Regions from separate parts of the Homo sapiens genome. Here regions 1 and 3 are each linked to region 2. The links are chromatin loops, found by intact Hi-C in ENCODE. Cell type or tissue: endothelial cell of umbilical vein. All regions are shown on one strand. Region 1 overlaps BABAM2 (BRISC and BRCA1 A complex member 2). Region 2 overlaps RBKS (ribokinase). Region 3 overlaps BABAM2 (BRISC and BRCA1 A complex member 2).

The links. Hi-C counts contacts between places; a loop is a spot of excess contacts. Peaks named below come from ENCODE experiments on the same cell type or tissue, not always from the same donor. Only the 100,000 strongest peaks of a DNase experiment are listed, where the experiment ranks them.
Region 1: a loop joins it to region 2, with 5 times the contacts of the local background. A loop is called at or near these places in 2 of 110 quality-filtered maps.
Region 3: a loop joins it to region 2, with 6 times the contacts of the local background. A loop is called at or near these places in 4 of 110 quality-filtered maps.

The regions. Positions count from the first base shown.
Region 1 is chr2:28,076,611-28,084,610 of GRCh38, reverse strand. The region is part of intron 6 of BABAM2 (BRISC and BRCA1 A complex member 2); the gene reads right to left. Among named protein-coding and RNA genes, the nearest start is that of MIR4263, 84 kb to the right of the region's middle. In endothelial cell of umbilical vein, no CTCF peak of the experiment used is centred here; a DNase peak (open chromatin) is centred at 3,630; H3K27ac peaks cover 1,965 bases.
Region 2 is chr2:27,795,163-27,803,162 of GRCh38, reverse strand. All of the region lies in intron 7 of RBKS (ribokinase), which reads left to right. Among named protein-coding and RNA genes, the nearest start is that of MRPL33, 27 kb to the right of the region's middle. RefSeq lists enhancers at 3,316-4,515, 3,696-4,661. In endothelial cell of umbilical vein, no CTCF peak of the experiment used is centred here; DNase peaks (open chromatin) are centred at 3,772 and 7,052; H3K27ac peaks cover 3,391 bases.
Region 3 is chr2:27,917,161-27,925,160 of GRCh38, reverse strand. The region is part of intron 2 of BABAM2 (BRISC and BRCA1 A complex member 2); the gene reads right to left. Among named protein-coding and RNA genes, the nearest start is that of BABAM2-AS1, 30 kb to the right of the region's middle. In endothelial cell of umbilical vein, no CTCF peak of the experiment used is centred here; a DNase peak (open chromatin) is centred at 4,450; H3K27ac peaks cover 2,019 bases.

The sequences.
Region 1 (8,000 bases), 280 kb before region 2:
GGAAACTACCCAAAATGAAGACACCCAAGGGTACTTGAATGACACACATTTTTTTTCTTCCAATGCCCCTGGCCTCCCTCAATACCCATAACCCTAGAAAAGAGGAAAGTAATTGATCCATAGATTCCATCCAAGTTCTGCTTTCAAACACAACTCCATACACACACACAAAGTGGTGAGCAAATTCTATCTATACACTTCTATAATAACTGACATTCATATTTTCTTCTGGAAAAATGCCCTATCTGCCTTTACCACTCACATCCCTGAGGTATCCTATGCACACTGCCTCACCAAACGACACCTCTCCCTTCCAAGGCCAGCTATGATTTCTCTCTTAACGCACTCTTCAGAGGCCTTTCCAGGCCTGTTATTCTAATCAACTTGGTAGTTCCTACTACTTTCCTACCTTTAGACCCTCTCCAAGTCCTTAGTACAAGTATAAAAATCCTGTATGGTTGCCGCTGTGTCTCTATCATCCATGTGTACAACAGGAACTATCATAACCCTGGAGTGAGAAGGAAAAGACAGCCACGCTACCCGTCAAGCGCATCTTACTCTGCTGTGCATCACAAGAGAGGGCAGGACACCTTTAAGGTAACCAAATTCATGGTTAGAACCAAGTGTATAATAACAAAATGTTACTAAAATTAGGTAGGTTTGTCTTCATTATTAATTCACAGAAAGGGAAGGGGGGCTATGTGTTTTATTCTCTTTCTAATTGTCCTTACTACCTACTTAACACAGGTCACTGTGCTCAATAAATACAGATCACGAAATGACCAAATATATAGATACACAAGTAAAGAAACATCATCTATATCAAAGATGGCCACTCGCTGGGACAAAGATAAGAGTCAGTATCTAGTTACCCACAGGCCAAATCAGACCTCAGGAACACAAACACTGCTAGGTAATGTTTTATTCATCAATCTCCCAGGGACAATGATAGTACATACACAGCAGCAATAACATCAATCGGTTCAGTAAAAATAAGAGGCAAGATCATGTCCCAAGAGGAAGGGAGGGCTGGTTAGGACTGGAAGCATAAGGAGACTAGAAAATAGGAAATATTTAATAGTTATTAAAACAAATGTGCTGAAGAATTGATAACTACTGTTAAGCCATACAAAGGGCCCAAAATAAAATTAGAATCACAAATTTGTAGTGGGCCAAATCAGTACGGTTCTCAGATTGCTTCTAAAATGTTCCAACAGCAGATTGCAAAAAGCGGGAAAGCATGCAGTGACTATCACAGTGGACAAAGAACGTGATTAGGAGGGTTGAGGAGGTGGTACTGAAGTAGTAGGTCTTTGAGACAAGGCTAAGCATGCAATCAGCAGAGTCTAAGAGTGAATGACTGAAGGCACAGATCTAGCTCCACAGATGTGGAGGAGTGGAAGAAGCAGCAGTTCAGGACGTGGTAAGCAGAGAAAGAGAGTACTGATATTTTAGAAACAGAGCAGTGATGATGAAGTACAAGGTGCAGCAAAAAGGAAAGGTGGGGAGCAGAAATGGAGCTGGAAAGACTCTAACAGGCTGAAGAAGGATGAATGGATCATCATTTTACGTGCCAGAATTGGGGAGGATGATGGCAGAGGATGGAGAGAAGATAAGACCCAGGTACTGAGGTTGTCTAGCAAAGTGGGAATGAGTCTAGGGTTGACAGAGTCAGCAATGATTACTGAAAAGAGTGGTGCATGTGGACAAATTATTAGGTTTTAATATTTTCACAGTATATCAGGAGAAGTGAGAAAGGTGAGGCCTCCACAGCAACGAACAGAATCAATTTTCAGTAAAGACAAGAGGCAGCAGAAAAATTACTTACAAGTGAGGGAATTACAACTCCAGATGAAAGAACACTATTTCTGGTTACTATTAAGTTGAATGAATTAATTAAGCATAGAGTCTACTAGTAAAATACTCTGAAAACCTGTAAACTAAAGAACCATGAAAATAGCAACCATCCAATTCCTTAACTGTGATCATTATCTGAGGATTCACATGCCAAGCACTATAGGAAGTGCTTCACAGGCATTATTTTATTTCATCCTCACAACTTAACACTGTGAGACAGGTATTAGATTCATTTTAGAGAAGAGGATACAAAGGCATAAATAAGTTAAATAACTTGCCTAAGGTCAGAGTCAGTGACAAAACTGGGACTGGAACTCAAGGGTAACTGATAGCCCTTGCTGTTCTTAAGCACCAACAGAATTCAGATGACATATTGCCTTTTCCAGTATTTCTGCTCTTCTTTTTATCTTTAAAATGTTTCTTTGAAAGCTATGAAATACCAGTGCTCAACCACATCAGACAACCAATACCACAAAACTATTTGCTTTATACTGAGAACGCACTGTAGTGCCTTCCTTGGAATGCAACACTTTTAACCTAAAACTGAAAAATATATCACGCTGAAAAAGAATTGCTCTTCACTTTCAAATTACTGATATCAGGGTGAATGGCTTGTTCTTCTGTGCATGGTTGTTTTTTTTCCCCCATAGCAATATGCCACTGTCACATCATGAAATCTTAGGCAGCTACTATTGTTTAGTTTCAATATGTTTCCTTACCTCCAAAGAAAACAATCAACTCTAAGTTGTCTCCACTTCATTACTAATAATTTATTATTAAAAAGCACAAAATGCATTGCACATTATTACTTTAGTTCTTATGCATAGTAGATAATTGTTTTTTATTAAAAACTGCATGTAAAAACATCTTTAGGACATTTGATAAAACATATCCCCATGCCTTTTTGTTATCCGTATCATGTCCACACCTAGAGAATGAGGCAGGTTTGACCTTCTGAAAGGTAATGGGTCTGAAACAAACTAAAGAAATTATGGGCCTCTTTTCATTTGGCTTAAAAAGGGATTTATGATCATTTCTGTTCAACAACCTAAATTCATTTAGGGCTGAAGTGAGGGAAACAGAGGAAAGGAAGTGGGAGTAGCGTAGCATTAAGAAACGCTGAGAAGGGCCCAGTGTGAATTAGGCTAGTGGAAATGCAGACTCTTAAGATGTGCTAAAGCCTGATAACCACTTTTAGTGTTTTCAAATCCACAATTCCCACGCATTCATCTTATTCAGTGGTGATGTCTACAATGTTAAAGTTGCCACAAGATACACTGAAAGCAACATTTTCTGTACCAAGTAATTTGATTCACAGAAAGCATCTTCTCAACACAGTGGACCTTGCCTGGTCTTACGTACAAATTGGGAATCAGGTAAGTGTGGCTCTAGCCTGCCTACAACAATCGTCTGCACCACAGGCTTGGATAAGTTCTTCTTCTAGAAAAGAAGCAGCTCCTACTTGCCCTGTATATCTTAAAGGGCTGTGAGAAGAAGCACATGCAGGCGCTTTGCCCTGGGGAGAGTTACATGTAGAAGGGACTCTGGATGGAAGCAGGCGCTCTGTGACCAGCCTGCCAGTCTGCGAATCTATGTGGCTGGCTGCACTACGTTTTCCTGCCCTCCTCTCCCCAGCTATAGGAAGATTGTTTTGTAGGCTCATTATTGCTTCACCAACTGCTAGGAAGGAAATATTTCTATGCAATAAAAATTCTTTTGGTGTTTTTTACTCCCTTCTCATCCATGCAAAACAGGAAAGCATGATACATTGCCTTTTATGGTAACAAAAGATCCAGACGAAGGTTCTTAATGTTCTTAGACAATTGTGCTCACATTATTACCACAACACTTTCCTAACTTCACTGTTTGAATAGGAAAAAAGATGCCTTACATGCTCCAAGCTTAATGTATCTCCAGGGAAGATATATCCTGACAAATGTTTACTAAATCAGGTCACGGATTAATCAAATAGGGAGTTCACTGAAATAATAAAATTAATATGCTTGCAGATGGCTACTTAAAATGAGAATGCCAAGGTAATTGTAAGTGGTTTTAAAAGCAGTTTTCTTTTCTCTTTCAAATATTTGAACCATGCTCTTAACAATGTAGTCTACAGAACACAGGCACAGATTGGTCTCTTCTAACATGATTACTGCTTTTATTTACATGTTGTTCAACAGCCATCACCAAAAAAAGCCATCATCAGACTAGTATCTCATCTCAAGGAGTACCTACCATCTCTCTCATTATATCTAGAGATTTTTGAGGCAGGTAGTCTATAGATCCTTTTGCCTCATCCAGGTAGTCTATCCTATAGACAAATTTTGGTACTGAAATCACCTCTCTCTCCTTCTCTTTTCAATGCTCTGATTACATACATTATAATCTGTTTTCATTTAAGGAAATGAAACACATGTCCTTAATGCTTTTTCTGAAATGCTGGATGGTACAGTTATTTTTAAATGAGTATCACAGAATTTTAAGGCTGAACCTCAGAGATTATCTAGTTCACTTTTGAAATTAAAGATAAGACTGGAGCTCAGAGAGGTTTCTTTACTTTCCCCAGAGTCACACCATTAATTAAAGACAAATATGATAAAAGATGCCCAATTTAACTACTTTTAAAAATCTAATCTAAAAATCTGAATGTACAAATATTATTCTTTGTATAGAAGGAGTGGCTGAAGGGTTTCTTAAATGGTGAGCTCCTATAGTTTCTTTTTAAGAATTCACTGTGCAAAACAGTGTATACTAACCCTGCAGAAATATATCTACAGTATAATGTTAACTATGAGCCTAGATTTGTAATTTATTTTTTAGGTAACATATTTTTAAAATAGTATAATATAACTTTTATTGTTAATACCACTACAAATAAAACATTAAGATAATTCCGGCTTTTTCAAAGAGTTTATGTGAAAACGTAAACCCTAACAGTTTATTTTCTAATGTCTATGACACTGTCTCAATCAGTGAAATGAAATCCACCCACCTTTACTTCAAATTAAAGGCAATGCTTACATTTACAGAGAATTATGTTCCTTAATAAGCACTGTAAATCCATACAATGTAATTAGGCTGGATTTCCCATGAAAATAAGTATGAAGGTAAGGTACCTGACCAAAGGCCTAGAGCTCAATTTAATTTAAAAAATATACAACGATCAGACCATTGTATTTGAACAGTGAAATAATATGCTTATTTACTGCAATTCAAAAATTAGTCATAAAACTTTTCTTTAGTAAGCTATATTTACTAATAAAGGAAGCAAAGAGCTTTTATTTTACCTCTAATTCCTGCCTCTCTTGTACTACAACAAAAAGAAAACAAATAAACACTGTCATTGGAGTAATCAAATTCTGAAGACTTTCTCTAGAAATATGTGCAAGAGTTTGGTTTTTTTCCCTTAGATGAAATAGTCTAATCACTGATATAATGAATGCCAATCTAGCCACCATGCAGATAAAGAAACATAACATGAAATACAAAGGAAGGGCCTGTGTAGCCCCTTACCTTTCTCATCCCCTTACCTACTACCCCTGCCAGGTATCCACTATTCTGAAATTTCTGTTTTGAGGAAACTCTGGCACACTTAATGGTTCTTGAGAAATGATTTTATTGCCATTTTTTCTTTCTGCAATTTTTTCTATATAAATTTAGAAAATAAGTTGCTAAAGAAGTAGGATCAGTATTTCCCAATTTCTTGGAGAATATGTGTTAATTTGTGTGTTCAGCTGACATAACAATGAGAGTTGAAAAATTGGTTCATGCTGGAAATATGATTAACTGTAAATAAATCTAAATGAGAACCACTTGTTTAATGATTAACGAAGGAAGGATGGAAGGACAGAGGAAGGGAGGAAGGGAAGAAGGAAGGCTAACCATTCCAATGGATATAAGAAATGCCTTCATGCTAAACCCTTTCAAGTTTATAGTTCCACCTCAGTTTCTCTTCTGAATGCCAGACTTGCATATCCTAGCTACTGGACATCTCCACCTAGATGTCTGAAAGGCAATTCCAAATCAACACTGCCAAATTATTATAGAAATCTTGATCAACACCTCAGTGTGCTCACCCCCACCCAAACCTATACCCCACTCTAATCCCCATTCTCCCATCTAAATACAATAGTCCTTCCTTATCCATGGGAAACATGTTCCAAGACCTGCCAGTGGATGCCTAAAATCATGGATAGCATCAAACCCCCTATATACTATGCAAAAAATTCATTTTCCTTCTTCATAATTTCATGGATAGATGATTCATTCTTACTGTAAAGCTTAGCAACCTCAGCATAGGGTTTTTTTCTTTCATTATTAATTCTAGAACTTTCACCTTTTCACTTAAAGCACTTTACGGCTTGTGTGGCATGTCTGAATTGCCAGCATCCCTACTCTTGCACTTTGGGGCCATAATTAAGTAAAATAAGGGTCAACTTAATTCAAGCATTGTGGTACCAGCAACAGCAGATCTGATATTGGTTATATCAGACATCCATAAAGAGATATGATATAACCAATATCAGATCTGCTAATTGGCTACTAAGTGATGGAAGGGCACGCAGTGTACACAGCTAGAGCAAAGTGGCTTGTACATTGTGAAGATGCTGGACAAAAGGACAATTCACATCTTGGGTGGGACAGAGCCGGATGTCATGAGATTTCATCATGTTACTCAGAAGAGTACAAACTTTAAAATGTATAAATTATTAATTTCTGGAATTTTCCATTTAATTTCTTTGTACAATAGTTGACCCAGGTAACTGAAATCCCAGAAAGTGGAAAAGAGGATGGAGGTACTACTGTAAATGGCGCAAACATCTACCCAGTTACTTAAGCCAGAAACCAAGTGGTCATCCTTGTTTTCTCTCTGTTGGTATTTAATTTTCTTGATATAATCATGAATTTTATGAAAACTATGTTCAACATTGTCCTGTCTTTCCAAGATATTGTCACTCTAGAGAATCAAGAAAAGGAAGTCTGATAACATGATATAGTGTTTTTGATGTAATTCCTGAGAATTTTCTTTGGGGTGGAGTTGAGGGAGTGAGAGGGAGGTTAGGAAATAAAGAGATAGGATCAAACATGGTATTGCTAGAAATTCTGGGTGTCACAACAACCCACAATGAAGAGTATTTGTTCTTCAAAACAGAAGATAGTTGTCCCCTCCCCTCAAAAAAACCCTAACTGTAATCTTCCTCTAAAATAATATTTATTTGGGTTTAAATTATCTCAAAAATAACAGCCTTTATCCTTAGAAGTTCTAGAATCCTATGTCAAGTTTTTTGTGAAATAAACAGCTCCTCTGTACACTACCTCTTCTGGAGTCTGTAATCAAGGATAATTATACTATGGAATAAAAGCCAAAAGTTAATACAATTTTAATAGCAGCTTACAGACTCCATAAAAATATTTTAAGTTCATAAAGCATATAGGAACGAAACACAATAGTCTTATCTTAAAACTTTAGTTCTTAAAAAGGAAAAACTTAATTTAAATATGCTGTAAGAAGATATTCAAATATAGCAGGTTGTGCTTATTGTTACAAACATTTATGTACTTTTATAACTAACTCGTCTCTCCATTCCTATTAATTATTAATTACATTTAATACTATTGTTAGAAAGTAGGCAAAGCTCTGGGTAATTTTAGTGTTTGTCTCTAAAACCTAAAGGCTGAAAAGGCCTGTCAGCCTCTAAAAATGAAAGACAGTGGCATTTGAGAGAATATTTACAGATTTTCTAAGTCATTTACCCCTACTGCCAATTTCTAATTAATGAAAGAATATATCAAGTTGATAAAACCTTGCTTATCACCTAAATTAGGCAATGATATACAGATGAATAAGGCATGGAGCCTGTCCTTAAAGAGTGCATGGTACAGAAATATCTTTATACAAAGTAAAAAGAGAAAATTGAGATGATAAAACTTTCTATTAAAAATGTTCAATGGGCTGGGCGCGGTGGCTCACACCTGTAATCTCACTTTGGGAGGCCGAAGCGGGTGGATCATGAGGTCAGGAGATTGAGACCATCCTGGCTAACATGGTGAAACCCTGCCTCTACTAAAAATACAAAACAAAACAAAAAAAATAGCCAGGCATGGTGGTGGGCACCTGTAGGCCCAGCTACTCGGGAGGCTGA
Region 2 (8,000 bases):
ACTGATAAGAGAAGTTAGAAAAATTCAGATTTTGGCCAGGTACAGTGGCACGTGCTTGTAATGCCAACACTCTGGGAGGCCAAGGCAGGAGGATCACTTGAGGCCAGGAGTTTGAGACCAGCCTGGGCAACAAAGAGAGACTCTGTCTCTATAAAAATATTTTTTAAAGAGAAAAGAAAGAAAAAGAAAAATTCAGATTTGAGCTGTGGAACTAGGCTCTTGTGTAAGCGGCACTGTGCCTAATGGCATGTTCACAAACAGACCGCTCAGTCCTGTCTGCATAGGGGAGAACCTTTCCACTTTCCCACTTTGGGAAAGATAGGCCATGCCACGCGGGTTCTCATCTTCTTGTTAAATTCCTCACTCCAGGGGTTGAGTGTCCCTAGGACTCACTGGTGGCCATGGAGACTGTAAATGGAGGTAAACAGGAGAGGAACTGGCTGACAGAGCTAGGGATTTCTGGCTCAGTGAGGAAAGCAGGGAGGTATTAGCGTGCATTGAACTTAGAGTTGCTGCGCAGGGCTTCTTAACTCACTAGAAGTCCCTGACTGGGCCACTGGTAGTTCTTTGGGACAAGAGGTCCTGCTTCATTTTTTCTCAAACTTTGTTTTTCATCATCATCCCATGCCAAGGAAACTTTTTTGAGACTTTTTTTCCTAATCACCCTCCCTCTTCCCCCGTGAAATTTTTATACCACGTACACACATACACACACACACACACACACACACAAACATATGTTCCTTGACCTACAATGGGATTACATTCAGATAAACCAACCGTAAACTGAAAATATAATTAATAGAAAATGCATTTAATACAGCTAACCTACTGCTATACTTGAGATGCTGTCCCTGCTAAATCTCATGTTGAATTGTAATCCCCAGTGTTGGAGCTGGGGTCTTGTGGGAGGTGACTGGATCATGGGGGTGGATTTCTCATGAATGGTGTAGCACCATCCCCTTGCCACTCTCCTCAAAATAGTGAGTGAGTTCTCTCAAGATCTGGTTGTTTAAAAGTATGGTGGTGGGGCACAGTGGCTCACACCTATAATCCCAACACTTTGGGAGGCAAAGGCAGGTGGATTGCCTGAGTTCAGGAGTTCAAGACCAGCATGGGCAACATAGCAAGACTCTCTCTCTAAAAAAAAAAAAAAAAAAAAAAAAAAAATATATATATATATATATATATATATATATTTTTTTTTTTTTTCCCCAGCTACTCGGGAAACTGAGACAGGAGGCTGGCTTGTGCTCCAGAGGTTGGGGCTGCAGTAAGCCATGGGTGACAGAGTGAGACCCTGTGTCAAAAACAAAAGTGCGTGGCATCTTCCCCGTCACTCTCTTTTGCTCCTGCTCTCCCCATGTGCCATGCCTGCTCCTGCTTCGTCCTCCACCATGAGTGAAAGCTCCCTGAGGCCTCCCCAGAAACCACGCAGGTGCCAGCACCATGCTTGTACACCTGCAAAACCATGAGCCAGTTAAATCTCTTTTCTTTATAAATTAGCCAGCCTCAGGTATTTCTTTATAGCAATGCAAGAACTGCCTAACACACCTACCAAACATTATATTACAGTTTGTACTGAATATGTATCACTTTCACACTGTCATAAACTTGAAAAATTATAAGTCGAACCATCATAAGTTGGGACCGCTTGTGTGTGTGTGTGTGTGTGTGTGTGTGTGTGTGTGTGTGTGTATACTGTGGCCCTTTGGAGAGCATTTGTGTAATATCTAAGATTTTTTTCACGCACTGCCACCAAGAATGGATTTTGACCCCTTTCGGGGAGATATAGCCCCAGTTGGGAATGCATGCCCTGGATGAAATGAAGGCTGTAGGCAGGGCCCTTCTGTTCACTCTGAGTGGCGAGGTTGATGACATGGAGTAAGTAGGTCAGGTGGCCCTATATCCATCATTAATCAGGATAGGCCCTGACCTCAGGTTCCAGCACTGCCCTGCTAGAGACGTCCTCCAAAATCACACTGTTCCTGCACCATCTGTTCAGCCTGCCTGCCCCGTCCTCCAGCCTCTGCTACATCTCCTCTCCATGGGTGGCAGCCCTCTGCCCAGTGGCCGGCTAGCTGTGGTAGACAGTGGAATGCTCCATCAAGTTGGCATTACTGAGGAAGTGCAGGCTGTCCCTGCCAGCAGTAACCCTGTTCCCATCCTGTCCTGCAGCCTTACCCGCCCCAGCTCTAGGCCTCTGTCCAGACGCCTCTCTCAGTGTTCTCCCTCTGCACGTCCTCCCCAAATGAAAGCATGGGGAATGGATTTCAGAGACCCCAGCACACAATGTTGACCATGGCTGGAACTCTCTGGAGCCTGGCATCCCTCATAAACAAGGGCCACAGGACACTGGCCTTCACCTCTTCCTGGCTCCAAGTGCATTCCTGGATGCCTTTATCCTTCTACTGTGAGCTGGAAACATAAAGCCAGTCACAGCATAAACCCCTTGTCTCACAATCCTATGGATTGTGCCCTAGGATGGTGACCTACTTTGTTTCTTAGAAGCCTTGTCTGGCCCCCTCTGACCTAGGTCATGGGCTTTCTCTGCCAAAAACTTGAGCAACTTAAGGGGCCACTGAGATAATACCATCTTTGTCTGCCTCACCTTTGTTGAACACCTGCTCTGTGCCAAGCACTGTGCTAAGCCTTTTCACATACATTACTTAATTCAGTCTTCACAATGGCCCTATGAGGTAAGTTCCCATTGTACAGATAAATAAACCCACAGAAAAGCTGAGTGACTTGCCAGAGGTCACACAGCTAGTAAGTGGTGAAATTAGGACTTAAACCCAGGTCTGTCTGAAATCCAAACCATTTACTGCATTGTCCCAGTTGAAAAAAACATTTTCCAGTTGTATGAATAGAAATAAAAATGACACAAGACCTTTATTGCCAGTGAAAAGACAGTGAATTTACCATTCTTAAAAGATGACAGAGCTGGCCAGGAGTGGTGGCTTGCACCTGTAGTCCCAGCTACTCAGGAGGCTGAAGTGGGAGGATTGCTTGGGCCCAGGAGGTTGAGGCTGCAGTGAGCCGTGATCGCGCCACTGTAACCCAACCTGGGTGACAGAGCAAGAGCCGATCTCAAAAAAAAAAAAAAAAAAAAAGACACCTAACAACAAGGGGCAGAGGCAGGACTTAAAACCAGGTACATATGACACCCATATCTCCTGCCTGTCAGTGATTAACCCTTGGAGGACAAAGAATGACTTTTACGTTCCCAGGCCCAGTCAGCTAGATACTCACGCCTCAGCCTCCTGCAGGCAAGAACAAGGCAGAAGCCCCATTTTTAGAACTTGGAAGAGAGCGCAGAGCAAGCCTGGCCCCTGGGCCAGCCTAAGTATGAGCCATCTCAGCAGCTGGCGCAGCCCTCCTTGAAACACTCTCCCTTGAAGAAATTCTGACCTAAACCCAGTGTAGCCAGCAAGGCTGACCCTGTTGGTGGAATCTGGTGGCCCCAGTATGGTGGTGGGAGGTAACAGAGACCCTGGTGGTTTACATTTGCCCTCTCTCCCTTTCCTGAACCCCTGGCAATATTCTTTTTTAAGAAATAATGCATTGACTTATGATTTAGTCATGTTTCATCCCATTTGCTTTTCCCTGGCTTCTAAAACCACAAGCATGGCTGAGGAATTCATGTCCACAGTGTAGGCTCTGAATAGCTTTGTGTAGGGAGAGGTTTTGAAAAGAGAAGAAAGTGGCATCTACTTGTGAGATGGAATGCATGAAGACATCGGGGAGGAATGCACGCGCTGTAACTGTTAGGGTCCCTCGGCAGTTTGGGTAGTGACTCATTCAGCGTGGGTACGGATTCCTAACAAGTGAAGCTTGGTAGTGACGTCATTCTTGCAAGATTGTCTGGAATCTGTTAGAGCTGCCTGACAAGATCTTACCTTGGAGACTTTCATCACTTGGGGGTTTTTCCCAGCTACACTTCATACCCATCATTTCCTCCAACTTGTCCCCTTTTCTATCAACTGGAATTTGGCAAACCAGAACTTTCATGCATCTGTTCCATTGTCATCCTCCTACAGGGCGTTCCTGGGACAGTGTGTGCTCCTCACCTCATCGCTCAGCACCCATCCTCCTGACAGTTCTTGGTTCGGTCAGTGCCTACCTCAGCTATGGTCCAGGCCTTGCACTAGGTCTCAGGACAGGGAGGTGATGAAGACAGGCGTGCTACCCTCAAGGGGAGGGCAGGGGGCAGCCAGAGGGCCTGAGACTGGTGGTTTCCGGGACAGCACAGTGCTTTGAACATAGTGCTAGGCAATAAATATGTGATGGCCAAGTTAATACCCAAGCTGAGTCTCCAAAAATGAGTATAGGAGTTAGTCTAGGGAAAAGTCCAAGCCGAGGTGTCTCCATGTACTGAGACCCGTAAGTGAATAGGAAGAAGTAAGTTCCTTAAGTGAATAGGAGGAAGTAAGAGATGAAACTGGAAAAGTGGTTTAGGGAACCTCGTGTGCCATGTTAAGAAGTTGATGCCACGGGGGCCACGTGGACAGATTTGCAGTAGTGTAGAGGATGGGCTGGAAGGGTCCAGACCGGAGGCAGGGAGACTGGCTTGGAAGTTAATGTGACCCTGTGAGGTGATGTGAACATTACTGGGGCAGTGGGGGTAGGAGTGGAGACAAGAGGACAGATTTGAGAAACATTTAGGATTTAAACTCGACAACTGGTGATTGATGAAGTATATGGGAAGGAGATGCCCAGGAGACCCCCAGGTTTTCAGTGTGGAGGTGCCACAAGCTGAAAAGATAAGAAGAGGTCCATGTTAAGGCAGAGTTTTGAGTTCATTTCGGCCGTGTTGAGTTAGAGTTGCCTGCAAGAGACATGAGCCAGGTTAAGCAGGCTCACGGGTGGTTAGATACACAAATCCAAAGACAGAGGAGAGTCTGGGCTAAAGATACTGATTTAGGACCCATTATATTCATAGCAGCTGAAACTGTATGGCTACATACCCCCCAACTTCCTTTCCTGCTCCATGTCTGTTTATCTAGGACTTGGGCGCCTACATGACCATTTTTCTCTCTGTCCCAATGCTGTCATGATGTGGGATGACTTCAGTGCCATGAGGATGAACCATTACCAAGTCTCATAGCTCCTAGATGCCCTCTATTCTGGTGACTCTTCACCTCCACTCCACTGCAGCCTCCCACTCCCATGACAACCTCCAGGACATTGCTAGTACCTCCTTGGAACCACTTCAGTTCTCCGGTAAAACCTCACATCCTCCTCTCTGAGCAGCCCCTGGCTTTCAACTCTTCTACGCCGTTCCCAGTTGTCTTAGTTCCCTGTACTTTCTCCTTGCCTGTTGACCCCCTCCTGACCTCTCTTCTTTCCTGATCCAGGTCAGACTCTCCGACTGTTCATCTGAAATATTCTTTCCTGAAACCTTTGATTCCTTTGTACCCCTGCTCCTCTCCCACACCTGCCCAGGACAACGCTAGTTCATGTTCTCTGCTCCTGCCACAAGCACACAGAGGAAAATGGACCCCCCATGCAGTGGAGCCTCACTGGAGCTTCATGGCCTTCCCTCTTCCATCCCTGTATTTCTTCATCACTATGGAAAACATAAGCCTTCCCATGGGGAAATGGGAAAATGTGGGCAGTCTCTTTCCCCCAAAATAGCTTCTCCATCTGCTCTGCTGCTGAATTCCTGCACAGATGACCTTGGTACAAATCTCAACTGCCATTTACCACCTTTTCTTTACACTGGGCAAGAGATTTAACCTCCTTGAATCCCAGTTTCCTCAGCGTAAAATAAAGATGGCCCAGGGTTGCTGCTGGCGTCTGTGACACCCTGTGCAAATTATTATAGAAGAAGCTGCCCCTCTTGCTAGGCACACAGCTTGGTGAGCTGGCCGTGGCCCACAGCCCACTCTCAGCCCTCAGCTGGGCACCCTTGCGCAATGCCACTTTGCCTAATCGCACACCGCAGCCCCAAATAAGCCTACCTCCCCTGGGTTCTGATGAAAACAAAGGCCATAACCTGGAAAGCACTCAGCAGAGAGCCTGACTCTGAGCAGAGCCTCAAAACAAAAGCTATCGCAGACCAGCAGACTCAGATTAACATGGAAGTGTGCTCTGCTGGGGATGTCACACATTTATGCCAGCTCCACAGCGTTTATTAGAGAGCAGAGCCTTAAGAAGCAGGGACATGAGTCAGGTACCTTCAGTGAAGGAACTAACCCATGGCCATAGTCAAGGGCCCAGGCAGGCAAGGGACAATGGGAGGGAGAGAGGAGTGAGGCAGCTATGGACAGACAGGATTGTCTGAAACGGAGGGGAAGGGAAATAAGAAACCAGCCTCCCTATGGCAACATTGCCTCGAGCCCTAGCAGCAGAGGCTGCCCACCCAGACCCATACCCAGCTCCAGGCGCTGCCTCAGGGGCTCCTGCCTCTCAGATTCTCCCCTTGGGGTCATCTCGCCAGCTGCTCATGAGTGTCATCTCTCACCAGCCCTGCTAAATCCTCAACCCTCCCCACCGGCACCCCTCCCACCCCCATTAGAAGGCTCAGGTATTCCATGGGGCCAGTTTTCCTGTCCTTGCGCTTCCCTGATTCCCCAGCTTCCTCAATGGGCACCACTAGAACTCAGAACCCAGAAGTGTCAAGGACCTCAGGAAGGCAGGGGTTTCAGATGCCACACCCACTCTATAAGAGCAGCTCTTCCTTAAGAGGAAATCACTGTGAGAAGGCAAAGGGTAGTAGCCACATGGGTATTATATTGAAGGAAGATGAATTATGCCATCACCCCTTTTGGCACAAAAATAATTTTCAGTAAAAGGTTAAAACCATCATGTTGTATCAATGAGAACTATTTCATTATTCCAAGAATGATTGACTGGAAAGTACTTGACTTACAGGAAAATCACAGTGATACAATACAGCTCCTACTTTTAAAGCACTTTCCGTTTAAAAAAAAAATCATACCAGTGTATAAAAATAGTTATACCGAAGATGTGAATCAACAGCCAAGTAATTTATTGGCACTTGAAAGCTTTGTGGTATAAATAGATTCAACAATGAGAATGTCAAGTAACTCTGGGCCATGGCAACCTAACCTTCATTTTCACTAACACAAAAGAAAGTCACGTGTAGTTCAGCAAGGGCCATCTGGTCACCTTAGAAGAGATCATGGGAAGAGAAGAACATGATAGAACCAGGACCAATAAGTCAGGTCAACTCAAAGCAAGGGACAAGGCAGCAGGAGAAACAGAGGGGACAGAAAAGTAGTCCCTGCCCTAAAGAGAGTTCAGATTGTCCCAGAGCGAAGGCTTGTACAGAAAACGTTCAGCACAATGAACTCAGAGTCCTAAGAGAAATACAAAGGGATTACAGGATGTCAAAAGGGAGGGAGACTCTTTTCAGCTTGATTTCCTTCCTTTTTCCCTCCCTCTTTGCCTGCTTGCCCCAAACCTTCACTGGGTGGTGAAACAGGATGGGAGCGGAATCACTGGGTCTGGGTACAAAGTGCAGCTCTGCCATTTACCAGCTCTGTGACTCTGGACAAATGACTGGATGTTTCTGAGACTCAATTCCCTCAAGTTTCAGTGGCGGGGGAGTGCAGGGTCAGTGTGAAGATGAAATGAGGTCAATGTTGTGTGTGTGTGTATATAAATACCCGGCTTTGCTGCCTCTTGATGAGGAGCAAACAGTAAAAGTTCACTCTCTTCCTTACCCTTCCACTCCTCTGTAAAGAGTACAAGGCCTTTTCTGCCCCTTTTATGTTTAAATTTCAAAGAGTTTTTCCACTGTTGGATGTAATGTGACTTTTCAGATCAGCCTTCTTGTCTTTGACCCGAAGGCCCCTGTCAGCCAGGAGCCTCCCTGCTTCTTTGTGGTTTGGGGCTCAGTAGTCCAACTGCTGCCCTCTTTGTGCAGAAAAACACAGAACCCCTGCATCTCACATCTGGTGAGAAGGTGGAGACTGGGGCAACTGAGAGACGGTCCATCAGCAAGCATTAATTGAACACACAGGACTTTTAAG
Region 3 (8,000 bases), 120 kb before region 2:
ACTTACTTTCCAATATCATAAGTGGGAATGGGGGACAGGGGTATGAAGAGTAATACTTCCCAAAAGCACACTCAAGTCAAAATTATAATCTCCAGTTAGGTGCAGGGATTCTGCTTTGCTGAGAGGAATCTACAAATGTGAGGCCAAGAGCCAAAGTGCTCAAGGGAACAGAGGAAAGCTGCCATTAGTAGGTCTCTTTCTCCTAAGTGGCACTCAGCTTGTCTTCCAATGAAATGTTGGGCAAATCATTTAAGATATGTTACATTCTATCTTCCTTATATTATCTAGGATAAATAGGTGTATAGGAAACAAGCCAGTGCCATGTACCTCAAGTTTCTTCTAAGATTAAACTGTTTCCTCTTCTTAAGTTACCTCTGTCTAAAATTGGTTTGGTCATGTTCTTTAATTTACTGTGAAAATTCAAGTTGCACAAGAGGAGGGTGCTCGTTTTTCTGTTAATCAAAAAAGAGCATAGGGGCAGGGCACAGTGGCTCACGCCTGTAATCCCAACAACTCTGGGAGGCTGAGGCAGGCAGATCACCTGAGGTCAGGAGTTCAAGACCAGCGGGGCCAACATGGTGAAACCCCATCTTTAGTAAAAATACAAAAATTAGCCAGGTGTGGTGTGCATGCCTGTAGTCCCAGCTACTAGGGAGGCTGAGGAAGGAGAATCGCTTGAGCCCAAGATACAGAGGTTGCAGTGAGCTGAGATCATGCCTCTGCACTCCAGCCTGGGCAACAGAGCGAGACTCTGCCTAAAAAAAAAAAGAGCATGGGTTTAAAAGAGCTTTCCTCTGTTGCCTTGAGGAGTTTGACTCTTGGCCCCAAATCTGTATATTCCTCTCAGCAAAACAGAAGGCCTGCAGCTAACTGGAGATTACCATTTTGACTTGATTGTGCTTTTGGGGAGTATTACCCACTCCCATCCCCACTTCAAGTAAGTGATCTTTCCAATGTCATATAGCACTAAGGGGAGTTTTGGTAAATTCTAAACCCATGGTAATGTTTAAAAAGCTTTAAAAATACATGGAAATAGTATGATTCCACTTATGGAAAAAGGACACTTGAAAGTATGTATATCTACACACATAGACAGATTTCAGAAGGAGAGTAACCAAAATGTGGCCGGATTTGAAATGATTTTTACAAGATTCTTCTAATTACTTTTCTGCATTTTTTTTTAAATTTTTTGAAACACGGTCTTGCTGTCACCCAAGCTGGAGTACAGTGGTGAAATCACAGCTCACTGAAGCTTCAAACTCCCGAGCTCAGGCGATCCTCCCACATCAGCCTCCCAGGTAGCTGGGACCACAGGCACATGCCACCACACTTGGCTAATTTTTTGTATTTTTAATAGAGGCAAGGTTTCACCATGTTGCCCAGGCTGGTCTCAAACTCCTGGAATTAAGTGATCCTCCTGCCTCAGCCTCCCAAAGAGCTGGGATTATAGGCATGAGCCACTGCACCCATCTGCTTTCTGCATTGTTTTGATTTTTATAATGAACATGAACTATGAACTATTTTACTATTATAATTTTTTTAGGAGACAGTGTCTTGCTCTAGAGCCCAGGCTGGAGTGCAGTGGCACAATTATAACTCACTGCAGCCTTGAACATCTGGGCTCAAGGAATCCTCCCACCTCAGTCTCCCAAGTAGCTGGGACTACAGGTGCACCACCACACTCAGCTAAATTTTTTTTTTTCTTTTTGAGACAGGGTCTCAGGGCTTTGCCCAGGCTGGTCTCGAATTCCTGACCTCAAGCAATCTTCCCGCCTCAGCCTCCCAAAGTCTGGGATTATAGGCATGAGCCACGGTTTTACACAATTATAAAATCTTTTAAGGCTAAATACAACCCTTTTCTATTTGACTAGGAAAACTTGGCTATGATGGCCTGATTTTATCTTTTTCTTTTAAAGTACTTCACTCCTTCTCAGAAGGAAAGAATTCAGGGTGATATACTGATGAACAGTCTTCAAGTAAGGCATATGAAAGTCTTTATACTGTGATATCACAAAACTTCACATTTCTAACATTTATTATCTTTCACAGTTTCTTTGGGTCGGAATTTGGGAATGGCTTGGCTGGGCAGTTCTAGCTTAAGGTCTCCCATGAAGCTGCTGTCATAAATCAGTAACAGATAACTAATAAAGCAGGGAAATTCACTCATCTAGAAAGCCATTTCCTTATACAAGTATGAAAAAGCTAGTAAAGAAAAAGCTACTGGCTACATTAAAATTATATTTATAGAATGGCAACTTGTCCTCACACATAGTTAGAGCCAAGGTTGAAAAAGCCAGTATTCCAAATTGAATCACTTTTAATTTAAAAATTATTTTTAAATATTTTAAAATTGCTGACGGTTAAGTATAATTTCAAATTTGTCTCTCAACTATATTTCATCAGTGTTCACTGTGTGTCTGGCACTAAGTGCTAGGAATATAGCAGTAACAAGAACAAAAAACATATCTTGGTGTTAGAGTACAGAAAGGATTTTGGATAAAAACTATGCTGTAAAAATATATCTTTTACCAATTTCAAATTACCTAAATATACCAGGAATGCACTATTTTAAAGTTTAACATGTGAGTGAACAAAGGGAGTTAAACTCACATTATACAGATTATGAAAGTGGGAATTATCAAGCGGGAATTCTTGATAGCATCAAAGGAGGTAGTTTAATCTAGTACTTTATTACAGAAATGGCAGTTAATCATTGACGCAATAAAATGCTGAGCGTAAGAACCTTCGCACATTCTCATCTGTTGAGTCTCTTATTTTACATTTAATCACATGACTCCCAGTATTATTTGTCTATTTTTCTCCTTGTGGCTTGTTTTCCCAACCAGATCATAAGATTCTAGTGTCAAGCGCTATGTTATACTCCTTTTTAAGTAAGTCCTAGTATAGCACCTAGCACAGTGCTAAGTATCCAGCACTGATGAAATTTTAGCATATTACTAACACTCATAAACTAAGTTCAAGAACTGTCATTTTACAGATGATGACATCAAAGAGCAAAGGGTCTCACTGGCACTCTGGGATTGGAAACCACTTACAGGACACGCTAACCATATCTTAGTCTCCATGGCCTAGGCATCTTTAAATCTCCAGTGTCTAGCACTGATATCCAGGAGGTGAACACTCCAACAACTATGTAGGAGGATAAAGGTTTGCTGAATGAATGCATATATCTTGACTCCTAGTGTTGTACTCTTTTCATGATTAAAAACAACAACAAGAAAAAAAGACTGTTGATTTAACTGGAATTGGGATGATGTGCTCATCCTCACCTCCAAGAAAGGCAAAAGTGTGATTATTTGTGGAAGGTTTTCCCTTTGAAGAACTGTACACACAACTCAGAATTTAAACTTTAAGTTATTACCTATAATTATTATATTTCCACAATAAACAAATAACAGCAGCTAATATTTGTCGGGCATTTACTAATGTGGCAGGCACTATTCTAAGCTCTTTAATTATATTAAACTATTTAAACTTACAGCAACCTTCCAAGATAGGTGCTGTTATTACCCCAATTTACAGATGAGGGCACTGAGGCACGTAGATGCTTATGTAACTTGCTAGTGAGTGACAGAGCTGGGATCCAAACCCAGGATGTCTGCCTCCATGGCCCACTTTCTTAATTACTACATTAAACCATCTCTCAATAATTTAAGAGAAAACCATCAGATTAATATCTTATGATTAGTGAATTATAAATCATAATTAGTGGCTTATAAAGATTTATAACTATAAATCTCATAATTGGTGAACTATAAATGTTTTCAACAAATGATATTTTATTAAGTACCTAGAAAAATGAGAAGTAAAAGATGACAAAATATTGCCAAAAAGAAGTTCTATTACATGCGTTCTAATGAAAAGAAAATTATTTATCAGTAATAAGTATAAAAACTGTAAACACATAAATCAAGGCTACAAGAGAGGGAACAAGCCCCCCGTAACTTGACACAGACTCTACAATGATGACACTGTTCACTGATTTAGCAAACTATATATATAAAGTTTAAGTAAATAATGAAAGGTAAATTTGGATTTGACTCCTCTTTAAATTATCATTTGTTCCTAGTTACTGAGATCCGACTCAAATGTTAAGGTTTCACTATAAAAAAATAAAAGTAGGCAAATTTTACTATACTTTATAGGCTTTTTAGTGACAGCCAAGAACTAATCTAGATTAACAAAGCTATATGAAGATATTCTACAACCTTTAAAACATTAGCAGTTTTAAAATAATGCAAAATATAAGAAAATATATTCTTTCTGGCTTAATAGGGCTAACCCTGTTTTTTGATACACTGTCTGGAAAAAAATAATGACTTAGACCATTTCTATTCTTCAAGCCACCTAAAAAGAACAAAGTAGATGAGTCCAGGGTTCCTTCCCTGAGTCTACGTCAGTTTCCTTTACCCTGACTATTAATTTACCATTTGGCATGTGTCCTACATAGCTTCCTGTTTTCTTGATAGTGACGTTTGTGCTAAACCAACAATATTTAACATCAGCTGAGAAGGAAGTCTTCAACTTTGGCAACCTAAAATAACAAGTGACTCTCAAATAAAATATGCTCAAAGATCAATAACCACCTTTTAAAAAAAAGTCACATATTACAGTAAATTACTGTTAACTAATATTAACTACATTTTCATCTTTTAGAATTTATTTTCTCTGAATTAAATCTAACATAGATTACTCAGTTTCAAAAATTATCATGGTTTCTAGACTGGATGCAGCAGTAAAGAAGCTGGAAGACTGACAAAGGGTATCTTAACATCTATCTAAATAATCTAAAACATGAGCATTTTATCTGCAAAGGCATCTGAACTGGTTCATGGAATCTTACATATTCAGCCTTGAAAGGGCTATAATTATACCCCATCTGACTGGCCAGACCAAATCCACAAGGTCAAGTCTTAGACCTTTTTACAAGCAAAAAGGACAAATTAAAATCGGTAAAAGAAGACAAAATTGCATTCAGATAGATTTTCTCGGTTGATTTTCAGGGGAATGGGGCTATGCATTTGATGACATATGATATTCTTGATACATCAAGTACATTCTATCTCTAAAGCCTAAAAACTATGGCTAGACCCTCCTAGAAAAAATGATACATTTAATTCTTAGCATAGGATTCCAAAATGCCATCACCAAAATAAGTGACTCAGCCCAGAATGTTTTAAAAATTACAAAATTAAAATATTCAAGAAAATGTGTTTGCCAGTTCATGTGGCGTCAACTGTTATTCTCAGCTTCTATGCCATATCTCCATTTATAAATGATAAACTTCAACTCTACTTTAGAGTAGGAAGTATTTTTAAATGTTGGTAGGTGTCCCTATAACAAAAATGTGGTTTAAATTACAATATGGTTTCAGTAGGAATGATGGGCTCACATACAGTTTTTAACAGCTAACTAGGATCGGGAAAAAATCCTTTAACTTTTTCAGATAGATGCTTAGCTTATTAATTTTCAACCTTTCTTCTTTTCTAATATGTGCATTTAATTAACTCTGCTAAGAGAATAAGAGGAAATTGATAGGATTATCTTAATAAGTACAAGTGTTTGATGAAATTAAACATCCATTCATAATTTTAAAAGCTCTCTATAAACTGGGATAAAAGGGAACTTCCTTAATGTGATCAAAGCTATCTACAAAAAACTTAAAGCAACATCATACTTAAAAACAAAACATTAAAATTTTTTTCTTTGAGATAGAGGATGAGACAAGAATACCAACTCTCATCACTTTAATTCAACATTGTACTGGAGGTCTTAGCCAGGATGGAGGAAATAAGGAGTATAAAAATTGGAAAAGAAGAAACAGAACTTACTTTTTTGCAGAAAATGTGACTGTGAACATAGAAAATTTTGTAAATGTTCATATGCACTATTGGAATGAATATGTGGGTTTAGCAAAGTTGTTAGAGCATACATAGAAGTCTATTGTATTTCCATATACCATCAACTGTCAGAAAATAAAACTTTTAGAAAGATGCCATCTAAAATAATATCAAATGATCAAATATATAGAAATAAATGTTACAATAGATGTGCAAGATCTCTATGCAGAAAGCTATTATTAAGAAGAAAATAAGTAAACAAATAAATGAACAGAGATATCATGTTCATGGATTAAAAGACTCATAATGAGGCCGGGCACAGTGGCTCATGCCTGTAATCTTAGCACGTTAGAAGGCCAAGTCAGGTGGATCACTTGAGCTCAAAAGTTTAAGACCAGCCTGGGCAACATGGAGAAACCCTGTCTCTACAAAAAATACCAAAAAGTTAGTGGGCATGGTGGCATGTGCCTGTAGTACCAGCTACTTGGGAGTCTGAGGTGGGAGGATCGCCTGAGCCAGGGAGGTCAAGACTGCAGTGAGCCATCATCACATCACTGCTCTCCAGCCTGAGCCACGGAGTGAGAAAAAAAAAGACTCATAATGAAAAGTTGTAAGTTCTCCCTAAATTGATCTGCAATCTGAAAGGCAGATTCTAAAATACAAATGGAATGCCAAGAACCTAGAATAGATCAGATGATCTTGAAGAACAAAAACTTGATAGGATTATTTACAATAAACAAAAGGTAGAAGCAATCCAAGTGTCCATCCATGGATGAATGGATAAACAAAATGTAGTACTATACATTATATATATATACAATACTATACATATACACACACACACACACAATGGAATGGCATATTATCCAGCCTTAAAAAGGAAGGAAATTTTGACACATGCTACAACATGGATACATCTTGAGGACCTTATGCTAAGTGAAATAAGCTGGTCAAAAAAGGACAAAGACTATATGATTCCACTTACATGAGGTATCTAAAGTAGTCAAATTCACAGTCAGAGAAAGTAGAACAGTAGTTGTAAGGGGCTGAGGAGAGAGGGAAATAGGAAGCTATAGTTTAATGGGTACAGAGTTTCCGATGGATAGTTGTAATGACTGTACTACAATGTAAATATACTTAATGCCACAGAACTGTATGCTTAAAAATGATTAAAATAGTAAATTTATGTTACATGTATTTTACCACAGTAAGAAAAACTTTGGTAGGAAATTTGCAATACTGGATTTCAAAATTTACTATAAATGTTAGTAATTAAAATACTCATGTTGGTACAAAAATAGACAAACCAGTAAAACAGAATAAAGAGTTCAGAGACAGACCCTCACATTTCTGGACACTTAATTTACGACAAAAGCATTTCTTCCATTAGTATCTACATATTTTTTCAGATTTCTTTTTCAGGTATGGCAGGTGAAAATACCACAATATAAGTAATATAAATTATTTTTACAGTGTTGTTAATTTTATCTTTATATCATTTTTAGCTTATATTTTATGTATGTTTTATAATCTATAAATATATTTTTATAAGTAAATATGCATGTAGCAGAGGTACACAATAAAATAATTTGGGGTGTGCTATAGACTGAATGTTAGTGGCCCCTCAAAATTCTTATTGGAATCTAATCCCCAATGTGTTGGTATTAAGAGGTAGGGCCTTTGAGAGCTGACTAGGTCATAAAACGGAGGCCTCATAAATAGGATTAGCGTCCTTATAAAAGAGGCCTGAGGGAGCTCGTCTGCCCCTTTTCCCTTCTGCCATGCAAGGACACAGAGAAGGCATCATCTATGAGGAACGGGCCCTCACCAGACACAATCTACCAGAGCCATGATCCTGGACTTTCTAGCCATCAGAACTGTGAGCAATAAACTTCTGCTGTTTATAAATTACCAAGTCTAAGGTATTTTGTTATGGCAACCCAAACTGACTAAGACAGGGTGCATAATTTAAAAAAACACTTTGGGCCGGGCGTGGTGGCTCACGCCTATAATTCCACCATTTTGGGAGGATGAGGCGGGCAAATCATGAGGTCAAGAGATCAAGACCATCCTGGCCAACGTGGTGAAACCCCATCTCTACTAAAAATACAAAAATTAGCTGCGCGTGGTGGCACGTGC